2 separate regions of the Homo sapiens genome follow, and region 1 is linked to region 2. A link is a loop called in an ENCODE intact Hi-C map of the cell type or tissue named here. Cell type or tissue: IMR-90. All regions are shown on one strand. Each heading gives the region's core, and the rest is flanking DNA. Links, peaks and the distances in the headings are about the cores only.

Region 1 (2,909 bases), core at 245-2,744, 430 kb after region 2:
GGTTGGGCTGGTTTGCGCTGGAGAACCAGTGCTAACTTCGCTTAACGGATGGGACACGGTCCTCCCTCGCAGTCGCCCGCTGAGACAAGTCCCTAGGGGCCTGACGCCGTCTTCCCCTCCCCGGAGAAGTGGGGGGCGGGGGGCTGCGCGAGGCTACTATGCGAGGTGTCGCCGTCCTGGGGCACCCTTCTCCCCGCGACCTGTGAGAAGCACCCCCAGGCACTCCATGACCCCTTCTTCCTAACCTTCGCCCCCAGGAGGGTGACAAAAAATCGGGGAAGGCAAGTTTCTCTCTTTTGAGTCTCCCTGCTATCCCCTCCGCGCCAGCCTGCGACAAGAGCGAGGACTGGGCTCTGAAACCGACCTGGATGCTGGCAATCGCAAGGTGACTCCGTTTATGGACTCTGGAGAACAAAGTGGCGTCTCACTTGCCCCGGGCATCCTCCAGTACTTGTCCCCTATCTACCCGCTCCCCAGCCCCAGAGAACTAGCCAGCAAGGAGCTGCGAGTGGCGGGACGAGAGCAGGGGAGGGAGAACTAGCGCAGCTGCCAGCGGACCCGCCCCTCCTTGGACAGAGGCCCTTCCCTGGCCAGTGCCCTCCCGGAGAGCTCAACCCCAGGATGTGCATGGGGGAGAGCTAGCGAGGGCTGCCCCAGGCACAGGACCCTGAGCTGACAGGTTCCTCCAGTGGAGGCAGGGGTGCGCGGCCCGGATGGGGAGAGGGGAAGACGAAGAGCGCATACTCACAGTCTCTCGGTGTTGCGGGGGATATTCCTGGGCACGCTGCGCAGCGCCAGCCCGTGACAGTCCACTGTGCTGCCCGAGCAAGAGCACTGCGCCGGGCACGCCTGCGGTGCCACCTTGTTCAGGATCGCCAGCACTAACCCCAGCGACAGGGACAGCATCTGCCAGCCAACGCCGCGCATCTTTCCCCGCCGCCTCCTTCCTCGCCGGCACTGGGGGCTTTCTTTAGCTTGCTGCTCCGAGGGAACCGCGCAGTGTCTGAGGCCCAGTGCCCGGCGGGGCTAGCAACCCAGAGTGCCAGGGAAAATGTGCACCAAATAATATGGAACAAGGCAGTAGAGCCCACTCAGGCACACGCCTCCCACCGCCCTCTCCACCCTCCTCTGGCAGAGCAGGAGCTCCTTGGGCAACTTTAGGTCCTGAGGATGAATCCGCCTGGCCAGGGCTGCAAGGAGACCCCAAGAGCAGCGGAGAGGAGATCACGCGTCTTCTGTCTCCCAAGGATGAACTTGGCGGTAAAAGAGCTGGGGCTTCCAACGGCTGCTAAGATGCAGGGGCCGGTTGTTGTGGGGAGGGCGGTCCTCTGATCCCACGCACGCTTCTGCAAATCCGATGCCAGTGGCGAAGGTACAAGACAGAAGAGGGGATCTCAATAGGTATTATGGCCCCGATCAAAGTGGGCTCCGGAAGCTAGAAGGCGCGGAAGCCCAGCGGGCCCGTAGCAGAGCGCGCGGGGCAACTGGGCATGGCGCGCGGGGGTGCACGGGGCGGACGCGCAGTTCTGGGGGCGCACGGCTCTGGACTCTGCTCACTCACGCGGCCTCTCCCTCGCCCTCGACTCCGCCGCAGCCTGGACCGGTCCTCGCGGTCTCCCGACAGCCAACGATGGTTTACAAACACACATGCACTTCGCTGAAGGATGTCTGGGCAATCCCGCCTCCCGCTCGGCGTCCTTGGCGACGCTCTGCACCAGGACCTGCCCCGAGGTCACGCAGAAAAGACAAAAGGGCAGTCGGGCCGCCGCAGCCGGGCAGAAATATCCACTAGTCAGCACTCCGGCGAGGAACTCCAAGAGGCCAAGTGGAGGATGAGAGCTGCTGCGAAGACTGAGTGGGGACTGACTGGGGGCGGACTTAAAAACCAGGCAGACCGGAAGGAGTGGAAAGGCAAAGGCCAAGGTTGGAGGTGTCAGCGTCCTGCTGGGGCGTACTGGAGAATGGCTCGGTGGCAGGTGGGCGGGTGGGATCCACTACTCCAGGCAGAGCCAGGCGGCAGCTGAATGGCAGTAGTGTGTGCGCGCGTGTCAACCCCGCTCGTCTCCCAGATAAGCCGCAGCTCCGCGGCAGACACCTGATGGCAAAGGTAGAAGAAACAAGAGCCGGGTTCCGGAGGGCGCAGAGCCACGGCCGGCCCCCGGCGGTCTCCCACTAGTGGTTCGTCCTTCTCAAAGTGCAGCAACTTTTCCCAGGCTTTGAATTCCGTCCCCCAAGGCCACAGTGGCGGTACCCCTGCCGGCGTGGCGACGCCGCCCGGCTCCTGGCGCTGCACCTGACGCGGCGGCCGCAGTCCCGGGTAGTCCTTCTCCTTCTAGCCCCTTCCCCTCTCCCGCTGCTTTCCTGGCCTCCCGCTCCAGGGAGCGAGGTCGGGGAGAGGGAGGGCGACGACTCAGAGCGGGGACTCGGTGGCTCTGCCGACTCCGGAGCCCCTGGCAAGTGTCTAAACAATAGGACGGACGCAGCAGCCCAAGTCTCGCTTGTCTGGAAGGAAGGTGGGTTGTTGTCGTAACTGGAGTTGTTCGCTGGGGCTGACTGGCGCTCAGCGTAGCCAAACAAAAACCCGGCCCGCGCCTCCGGAGCCGGCTGCGGGCCCCCGGCGCTCCCCTTTCTGCTCAGCACTCCCGCCGTGCCCAGAAAGCGCGGCAGCTTCGGCCTGCGCCTGGGCGCTTCGGCGCTCCCATGCCTCGCAGCTGCCTCCGCCTCCGCCGCCGCCGCCGCCGCCGCCTTCTTTTTTTTAACCACAGTCTGCGGCAGCCACCACCACCGCCGCCGCCAAGCTCCGCCGTCCGGGCGCTTCCCAAATAAATAACACCAAGTCCGAAGTTGAGCCGGCGCGGGCCTTATATAGCCGCCCGAGCCTCCGCCCCCTGACCCCGCCCCTCGAGGCC
Region 2 (2,909 bases), core at 267-2,766:
TAAGCCACCCAGTCAATGTTATTTTGGTAGGGCTCACTAAGACAGGCAATAAAGGAAATAATTTTCATGTCCATCAGAGGGAGAATAATTGGATAATTATTAAGCATTACACATCTATTAAAAAGAATAAATGAGAGATGAATGTATTGGTTTCATTGATGTCCACGATCTGTTTTAAGAGAGAAAAAAAGGGCCCGTTGCAGTGGCTCACGCCTGTAATCCCAGCACTTTGGGAGGCCGAGGCAGGTGGATTAAGAGGTCAGGAGATCGAGACCATCCTGGCTAACACAGTGAAACCCTGTCTCTACTAAAAATACAAAAAATTAGCTGGGCATGGTGGTGGGCGCCTGTAGTCCCAGCTACTCAGGAGGCTGAGGCAGGAGAATGGCGTGAACCTGGGAGGCAGAGCTTGCAGTGAGCCCAGATTGCGCCACTGCACTCCAGCCTGGGCGACAGAGCAAGACTCTGTCTCAAAAAAATAATAAATAAATAAATAAATAAATAAATAAATAAATAAATAAGAGAGAAAAAAAGGAAGTTGTAGAGTGATGCATATGGATTGGACTTCTATTTGTAAATCAAATTAAAACTAAACTAAAATAGATGTATATTTTTATATATAAACATACAAATATAGACATATCTATTTACCTAAGTATCCATGTGTCTGCCCCTATCCATCCCCACTTGTCTATCTATGAATGCATCTAACCTATCTAGTGCTACCTAGGAGTCTAGAGAAATGTTTAAAACAGCGCTTTCTTCTGAAGAGTGTAATAGACAGCAGGGGAAAGATTAATTTTATTCTTTCTATACTTCTGCATTGTTTTAATTTTTAACACAAACATGAAGTTTTGTATTCAGATAGAAGAATTTTAATTAGTTTTTTATGGTGGGGTTTTAAAGCACTTTACTATGTAGCTTAAGTTTTAAAATACTCAAGAGGTTGATCAGAGATATTTTCCATTTGAGTATTTCTTATCTTATCCTATCCCATATGGTAAAAAGGAATTCTCTTATAACTGAGTATGCCATTGTAAGTCCTAATTACAGAAAGCCTGTAACTATTTGGAAATTTATAAAGTTAATTGTATGGTTTCTCAAAGCCAGTTATTATAAAGGGAAAGATGAAGAAAACATATCATCCAAATAAATTACTTGATATGTTCTAAAACAATGTGTATTAAAAATAATATTTACCTTCCATACTTCATCTCTTAGAGTTGAAAGATATACTCAGGGGCCAAATAGCAGAGATCCCTTATTTCAAAGTTCAGACAAATGAAGCCCAGAAAGTATCCACAATTTGCCCACAATCTACAATGAATTGATAAGAAAAATTAAGACAGCAGTTGAAAAACTAATGATTAGAAAACTAATATGGAAAACTCTAAAGAAAACGTGTTTCATCTACTTGTTACATACAGTAAACCACCCTAGAACTTAGTGGCTTAAAGCAATGGCGATTTATTACTTTTCATGATCCATGGGTCAGGAATTTGGGCTGAGCTTGCTATGTGGTTTCTTTCCACACAGCGTTGGCTAGGGATTTTCACTTGGCTGCATCTAGCTGAAAGCTACTTGTCTTAGTGCCCTTCCATGCTTCACATGATGAGCTTGGGTTTCCTTACAGCATGGTGATCTAAGGGTAGTCCAGCCTCCTTCCAAGAAGGAATGTTCCAAGAGGATGAGCACCAATGTCTTAAAGCCCTTCACAAGCTCTTCTTTTGCCATGTTTGCTAATGCCACACTGGTCAGAGCAAGTCATGGGGCAAGACAGATGACTGTCAAACACAGTTTATAAAAAAGAAGGCATAAATGGGTATAATTTTATGTTAGCCTTTAAGCAACAAGGAATCATAATTTAAAGGAACAAATGTGTCTACCCTGGATTTTTTTTTTTTTTTAGCATAGGAGTTGGCAAACATTGGCACTAGGTCCAGGAGACCAAAATGTCACTGTGGTCTACCAGTTGGTATAGGGGCTTATGAAGGTCAGGTGATCAATGGAGTTTTAGCTCAGATCTATCCCACAGTGGCTCCAGTGAGTCCCTGAACCCATGCTGTGATTATTTCCCCATTTCTGGGATGCATAATTTAAATAGACATTCTCAGAAACTGGCAGAATTTTCACATTCATTCCCTGGCCTGTGAAGTGAGGGCAAAAAAAGTAGTAGAAAAGGCCAAGGGAAAACCACTAGAACAATCTTTACCTAGGAAAATAATAGGTCAAAAGCAGCATCACATGCCTAGAAGGGTATCAGTGATAAATGCCAACAACAAGCACTTAAATTATATGGAAGTGGTAACTGCCATCCCATTTCCACTCAACTCACCTATTTGACCAGTGTAGAAAATTGATAAAACTGGGAGAAGCACAGTGGATTTTCATAAAGCTAAACTAGGTGGTGACTTCAGTCACAGCTACTGTACCAGGTGTGGTTTCATTGCTTGGGAAAATTAACACATTCCCTGGTACCTGGTATGCAACTATTGATCTGGCAAATGCTTTTATGCTCAATACCCATTTGTGAAGACTAGGTGAAGCAGTTTGCTTTCATCTGACAAAGCCAGCAACACACCTTTACTGTCCCACTTCAGGGGTGTATCAGCTCTCCTGCCATACATCATAATTTAATTGATGGAGAGTCAGATAGTCTTTTCCTTCCATAACGAGTTACACTGGTTATTTGCACTGATGATATTATGATGATTGGACCTAATGAGCAAGAAGTAACAACTACTCTATATTTATTGAGAAGACATTTACATGTCAGAATGTGGAAAATAAATCTGACCAGAATTGAAGTACCTCCACCGCAGTCAAATTTCTAGGGATCCAGTGGTGTAGGGCATGTTGAGATAGGTGAAGACACATTGCATCTGTCCTCTCTTACAACCAAAAAAAGA

Evidence for each region. Peaks named below come from ENCODE experiments on the same cell type or tissue, not always from the same donor. Only the 100,000 strongest peaks of a DNase experiment are listed, where the experiment ranks them.
Region 1: a loop joins it to region 2, with 26 times the contacts of the local background. A loop is called at or near these places in 8 of 110 quality-filtered maps.

Annotation. Positions count from the first base shown.
Region 1 is chr4:20,251,834-20,254,742 of GRCh38, reverse strand. It overlaps SLIT2 (slit guidance ligand 2), which reads right to left and starts at 2,838. Exons shown (of 37, transcript NM_004787.4): 1 at 749-2,838. The coding sequence starts at 927. RefSeq lists enhancers at 125-923, 924-1,722. In IMR-90, for the core only: no CTCF peak of the experiment used is centred there; no DNase peak of the experiment used is centred there; H3K4me3 peaks cover 2,500 bases; H3K27me3 peaks cover 1,884 bases.
Region 2 is chr4:20,686,735-20,689,643 of GRCh38, reverse strand. No RefSeq gene overlaps it. Among named protein-coding and RNA genes, the nearest start is that of PACRGL, 12 kb to the left of the region's middle. In IMR-90, for the core only: no CTCF peak of the experiment used is centred there; a DNase peak (open chromatin) is centred at 1,533.